2 separate regions of the Homo sapiens genome follow, and region 2 is linked to region 1. A link is a contact called in ENCODE Hi-C or POLR2A ChIA-PET data. All regions are on one chromosome and are shown on one strand. The core of a region is the stretch at or near the end of the contact, and the rest is flanking DNA. Distances in the headings are between cores, read along the strand shown.

Evidence for each region. Hi-C counts contacts between places; a loop is a spot of excess contacts on that map. ChIA-PET counts read pairs that join two places held with the same protein, here RNA polymerase II (POLR2A). Pooled maps may share reads with other maps.
Region 2: a loop to region 1 is called in a map of astrocyte of the cerebellum, with 3 times the contacts of the local background. The contact joins the enhancer-like site here to the promoter of STK36 in region 1. A Hi-C loop is called at or near these places in 2 of 168 maps with a recorded cell type or tissue (astrocyte of the cerebellum and mammary epithelial cell) and 4 of 50 pooled maps. POLR2A ChIA-PET finds 5 or more read pairs at or near these places in 3 of 52 experiments (H1, IMR-90 and MCF 10A).

The regions. Positions count from the first base shown.
Region 1 is chr2:218,670,815-218,673,367 of GRCh38, forward strand. It overlaps STK36 (serine/threonine kinase 36), which reads left to right and starts at 1,272. Exons shown (of 27, transcript NM_015690.5): 1 at 1,272-1,401; 2 at 1,927-2,099. The coding sequence starts at 2,016. It overlaps RNF25 (ring finger protein 25), which reads right to left and starts at 1,188. Exons shown (of 10, transcript NM_022453.3): 1 at 1,116-1,188. The coding sequence starts at 1,156. RefSeq lists an enhancer at 1,093-1,192.
Region 2 is chr2:218,732,589-218,735,141 of GRCh38, forward strand. All of the region lies in intron 2 of TTLL4 (tubulin tyrosine ligase like 4), which reads left to right. Among named protein-coding and RNA genes, the nearest start is that of TTLL4, 23 kb to the left of the region's middle. Within about 2 kb of position 1,288, at least 12 of the 41 ENCODE cell types and tissues checked have a DNase peak (open chromatin) inside an H3K27ac peak, as active enhancers do; they include IMR-90 and mammary epithelial cell, where a contact is called at or near this core.

The DNA.
Region 1 (2,553 bases), core at 22-2,521:
TTGGCAAATCACTTTACTTCTTTGGGACTCATCTAGTCTTCCCAGGTGCCTGCACCTCAGTTATTAATGAAAAGGAGGCCGGGTGTGGTGGCTCACGCCTGTAATTCCAGCACCTTGGGAGGCTGAGGTGGGAGGATCACTTGAACCCAGGGGTTCAAGACCAGTCTGGCCAACATGGCAAAACTCCGTCTCTACAAAAAATACAAAAATTAGCCAGGCATGGTGGCACACACCTGTAGTCTCAGCTACTCGGAAGGCTGAGGCAGAAGGATCACCTGAGCCTGGGGAGGTCGAGGCTGCAGTGAGCCGTAATCGCACCACCGCACTCCAGCGTGGGCGAGAGTGAGACTCTGTCTCAAAAAACAAAACAAAACAAAACAAAAAACAGACTTAAGTATATTACAAATCCGTCGTGATCCTCTCAACTATTCTGAGGTAAATGCCACACCCACTTTTTTTTTTTACAGCTGAGGACACTGACTCACAGAAGCTAGATGGCCTGTTCAGCATCACACAGCTAATAAAATGTGGAGTTAACCCACATTGATCCTACTTCCAAATCCCAGAGTCCTTCCATGTTCTAGTCTTTGGTTAAGAATGCTTGAGAGAAGGACTAGAGGGACTTTATATGAAGTGTAAAGCTTTATTCATACAATAGTCCTCACTAGTGCTGTGTGAGAGAGAGAAGGCTGAGGAAAGCGTCGGCGGAAAAAGGCTGATCCAAGGGGAAAGGGGGCCGGAACTGGAGGGCACTGGTTCTGAGAGGAGAAAGGGAGATGGGGAGGTCTGATGGGCAGGCATCCCCCAAAGCCCCTGAGAAAATTCATTTGAGGAGGAGAGAAAGGGATGGCGTGAAGCTGGAGGAAAAGGGATCGAACCGGATGCGGCGAGGCCTGAACTGGCCTGGCGGGCGCCGACCCGTTCTCCTCTCACTCAGATCAGCGCCCCTCCACCCTCCCGTTCCCCAGTCCAGCTTTCCCAGAGATGTCAGCATCTCTGCCATCCCTCATCCCTCGCTCCACCCCACACGCCCGCCGTACGGACCGTCTGCGACAGCTGCTAGGCCTCTGGACTAGATCCAGGCTGTCAGCCAAAGCCCATGCCCCCAAAGTTACCAGTCCTCCTCCCCTGCAGCTGCAGACGCAGACGCCGCCATATCTTCACCGGCCCGCAGCCGGAACCGGAAATGCCCTTAGGGAAGTCGGAGGCGGAAAACTAAGAGGGGTGGGCAGCTAGCGTCGTTTCTAGGCAACCGCAGACTCCGGGTCCTTAGCCGGGCCTGATGGCCCTGAGGCAGTTCGGATGTGTCCCAGGAAGTGCCCATGTGTGGTCCGCCGTCCATTCCACACCTCTGAGCGCCTTTGTCCTCTGAACTTCTCACCAGTTCTAGCGAGTAAAATTGTAAGAAAGGGAGCCGAAAGAGACCGGAGGGAGAGGCGGGTGGAGAAGAATTATAAGTCAGGCAACGTATGCAGGCAGCCAGAAGAGATGGGGCTAAACGCCAGGGAATCCGTCCCTTGGCCTGAGGAGCTTGGAGCTCCTAGGCTGGGGGTGAGAGAGGGGCTCTGGCCTGCGAAGCGCACGGGCCAGGGGGTCTGAGAGCGGGTGCTGAGGAGTCTGGGAGTGGCAGGAACTTGGGGGAGACTCAAAGGAGCAGGGTTGGTTGGGCGAGGCTAGGTTGAAAGAGTAGGGTCGAGTGAGCCAGGCTGGGTGAGGGAGAAGGGGAACCAGGTGTTAGTTGGGCATGGGGCCGGGTTGGGGACAGGAGGATGAAAGTGGGGAGGAACTACAAAGAGAAGCTCTGTTTGTTCCAAGAGCGCATCATCTTTGCATGCATTCCACCCTCCCATGTTTTTTGAGGCTTTATTGTGAAAAAGAGGAAAAGGCAAGGTGGCTAACATTTTTCCTTTCCCGTGCCCCAACTAGGCGTCCCAGATGTTGTGGAACTGTCCCTGGATCTATAGCTCTTCACCGTCTCTACTTTCTTCCTTCTAAGAGATCCTGAAACCTCTGTCATGGAAAAGTACCACGTGTTGGAGATGATTGGAGAAGGCTCTTTTGGGAGGGTGTACAAGGGTCGAAGAAAATACAGTGCTCAGGTGTTGCACAAAGAGGGATACCTTTTGGGTGGGATTTGGTACCCCCAACTCCAGTGGAAAATGGATCTAGAAGGAATGTATTTATACCAGTTTGTATTCCTAAGGTACTGACTCCCTCATACTTCTTATGGAGTATAAGCTTTGAAGTTGGATTATTTGGGTGCAAATTCCATCTCCACCGCTTTCTAGCCCTAGAATTATGGACAAATTACTTAACTTCCCTATGTCTCAATTTCCTTATCTCTAGAATGGGGATAAGAACAGCAACTGATTGATGGAGTTTGAGGATTAAATATGTTTTCACATTAAATCACTTAGTACAGTGCCTGGCTGTTAGTAAACAACAAATATTATTAGTCTCTAGCACACCATGTAATAAGAGGTAAACCACTTGAACTCTATTATTTCCTCTTCATTTTTTTTTTCCTTTCCTTTCTCCTAAATCTCATCTTGA
Region 2 (2,553 bases), core at 38-2,537, 62 kb after region 1:
CTTTGACTTTATGGCAGAACTCACTATGTTAGCTTTTAAAACAAGGTTCTCACTTCCTTCACTTCTTAGATTTTGGGTCTTCAGAAGCTTTTTAAAGTTTGTCACTTGCATTCCTGTAGGGCAGTGGGCAGGATGCGGGAAAAGATGACCTGTGGCAGTGATTGGGGGTCTGGGACCCAAGCTGCCTGAATGCTTTAGTTAGGCCTCTGCCTCCCAACCATTTGAGGTTTTGATCTCATCAGGAATCTCTATAAGGAGAAGGAAGGAAGTTGTTTTTAGCAACCATCATTTCCCTGTCTTAACGTGACACTACTTCTGAACCTCAAACACTGAAACTAGGTTGGAGCATTTGTATGTGATACTGTCGTGAGTGATACTGTTTACTTGGCATTCTTGAAGTTACTCTCTGCAGAGTATCTGATGCAACAAATTTGTCTTTGCTTGGTAATTCCTAACACAGCCATCTTATCCAACCTTGGATATCTCTTACTAACTTTGGAGCTATTTCCCAGAAAGAGAGTTACAGAAACATCCTCTCACCTGCTTGGCCCTTGAGTCCAGACATATTTCTTTAGGAAGACAGTGGCCCTTATCCAACTTGCTATACTACACATCATGGGGACTGTATTAGTTCGTTCTCGTACTGCTATAAAGAAATACCTGAGACTGGGTGATTTATAAAGAAAAGAGGTTTAATTGGCTCATGGTTCTGCAGGCTGTATGGGTAGCATGGCTGCGGAGGCCTCAGGAAACATTCAGTTGTGGCGGAAGGGGAAGCAGGCACGTCTTCACATGGCCAGAGCAGGAGAGAGAGAAAGCAGGGTGGTGCTACACACTTTTAAACAACCAGATCTCATGAGAACTCACTATCATGAGAACAGCAAGGGGGAAATCCGCCTCCATGATCCAGTCACCTCCTCCAACATTGGGGATTACAACTCAACATGAGATTTGGTGGGGACACAAATGCAAACCATATAGGGACTATGAGAGGAGACAAGAAGTGGGAAATGACCATTGCAGAGATATGAGATCTGGAATACCTTAGAGAGAAGAGAATCCACTCTACTCTAGTACCTGCCCAGGTGTGTTGTTTAACACTTTGTCTGGGAGCAGGCCACCTGCAGCTTCTGAGGAGGGTAGGCATGTATCCTTGTCCTCCCTCTTCCTCTTTTGGATTAAAAGCCAAGCCAGCTGGGTGTTGGGCTATTTGTGTTCATGTGCTTGGCACTGAGGGTTCATGTGGTGGGATGTAGCAAGGCAAACATTGAGCAATGTGTGTGCAAAAGGAAGTGTTGTGCAGTGAGTGCCTGTGGCTACAAGGGAGAGTGGGATTGGCTGTGGTGTTGATGAGAAGTCAGTGATGTGCTTTTAGGGACTTTCCACAAAGGGCCTTGGTATAAACATGGAGGAGTGTTTCCAACCTGGCTTTTGTCTGGTACCTAAAGATTAAAGATAATGGAGGGGATGGAGTCTAAATATGTGTTTCATTCTGTTTAATAGGCATTGTAGACTCAGACAGATTTGAGTTTTAATCTAGGCACTGCTACTTATTGGTTATTTAATTATAGGAAAGTTACTTAACTTTTCTGAGTCTTGGATTCATCATCAGTAAACTGAATGTAAGGTTTTTTTTAGGATTAAATGAGATAATATGGATAAAATGCCTAGCATGGTACCAGACATTCATTAGGTGCCCAAACTAGTATTCAAGTTTGTTTCCCCTTCATTTACTGTGCTTTTCCAGTTTGTTTACTCAACAGAATATTGAGCACTTCCTGTGTATCAGTCACTGTGTTGGGGACATCAGCTGGAGGAGAATGTGCTCCTTGCTCCTAGTGTGATGAGTTAGTTCATTGTTGAAGCTAATGTTCTGTGAGCAGTGATGGTGGCATGCGCAGAGGTGAGGCATCCTGTTCAAACTCAGGAGTCAGGGAAGACTGCCTAGGTCATGTTGCAGCTGATTTTTTAAGTTGGGTGAAGAAGAAGAAAGGGCTCCAGGAACAGCACTTGTAAGGGAATGAAGAGCTGAGCTAGCATGATGCACGTGGGAATCAATAGTGGGGCTGTTTTTCAGGGGGACCAGCCTGAGTTTTCATTTCCCTAGGCATTCTCCTACCACTTTGGTATGTCTGTTGTGTTGCATTGGTGGGGAAAATGTGGCTTCCCGAAAGAGGATTAAGTGACGGGATTATGAATTATTTTGAGTGTACTTAATACACATGCATGCGTGCTTGTAGTCTCGTAAAGTGAATGGCAGGATTTGACTTTTCCCTTTGTCTCTATGCTTCTCTACCACAAACACACGCTGTAATTGTTCCAAGCACGGTATTTCCATAGTTTGGATTTGTGTGGTGGTCCATTTTCTGTAACCTCATTTTGAGGTGACTGGCCTCAAAATCCAGTTTTAGCATTTATGCTGTTTTTAGCTCATTATCATTTTGAATATTGGCAGTGCTGCATTGTGATTTTTTGTACTCCCCTTGAGAAAGAGTCCATGTAGGTCAGCCTTTGCAGGTAAAGAGGGCGATATCCCATGGCTTCTGCAGTGTT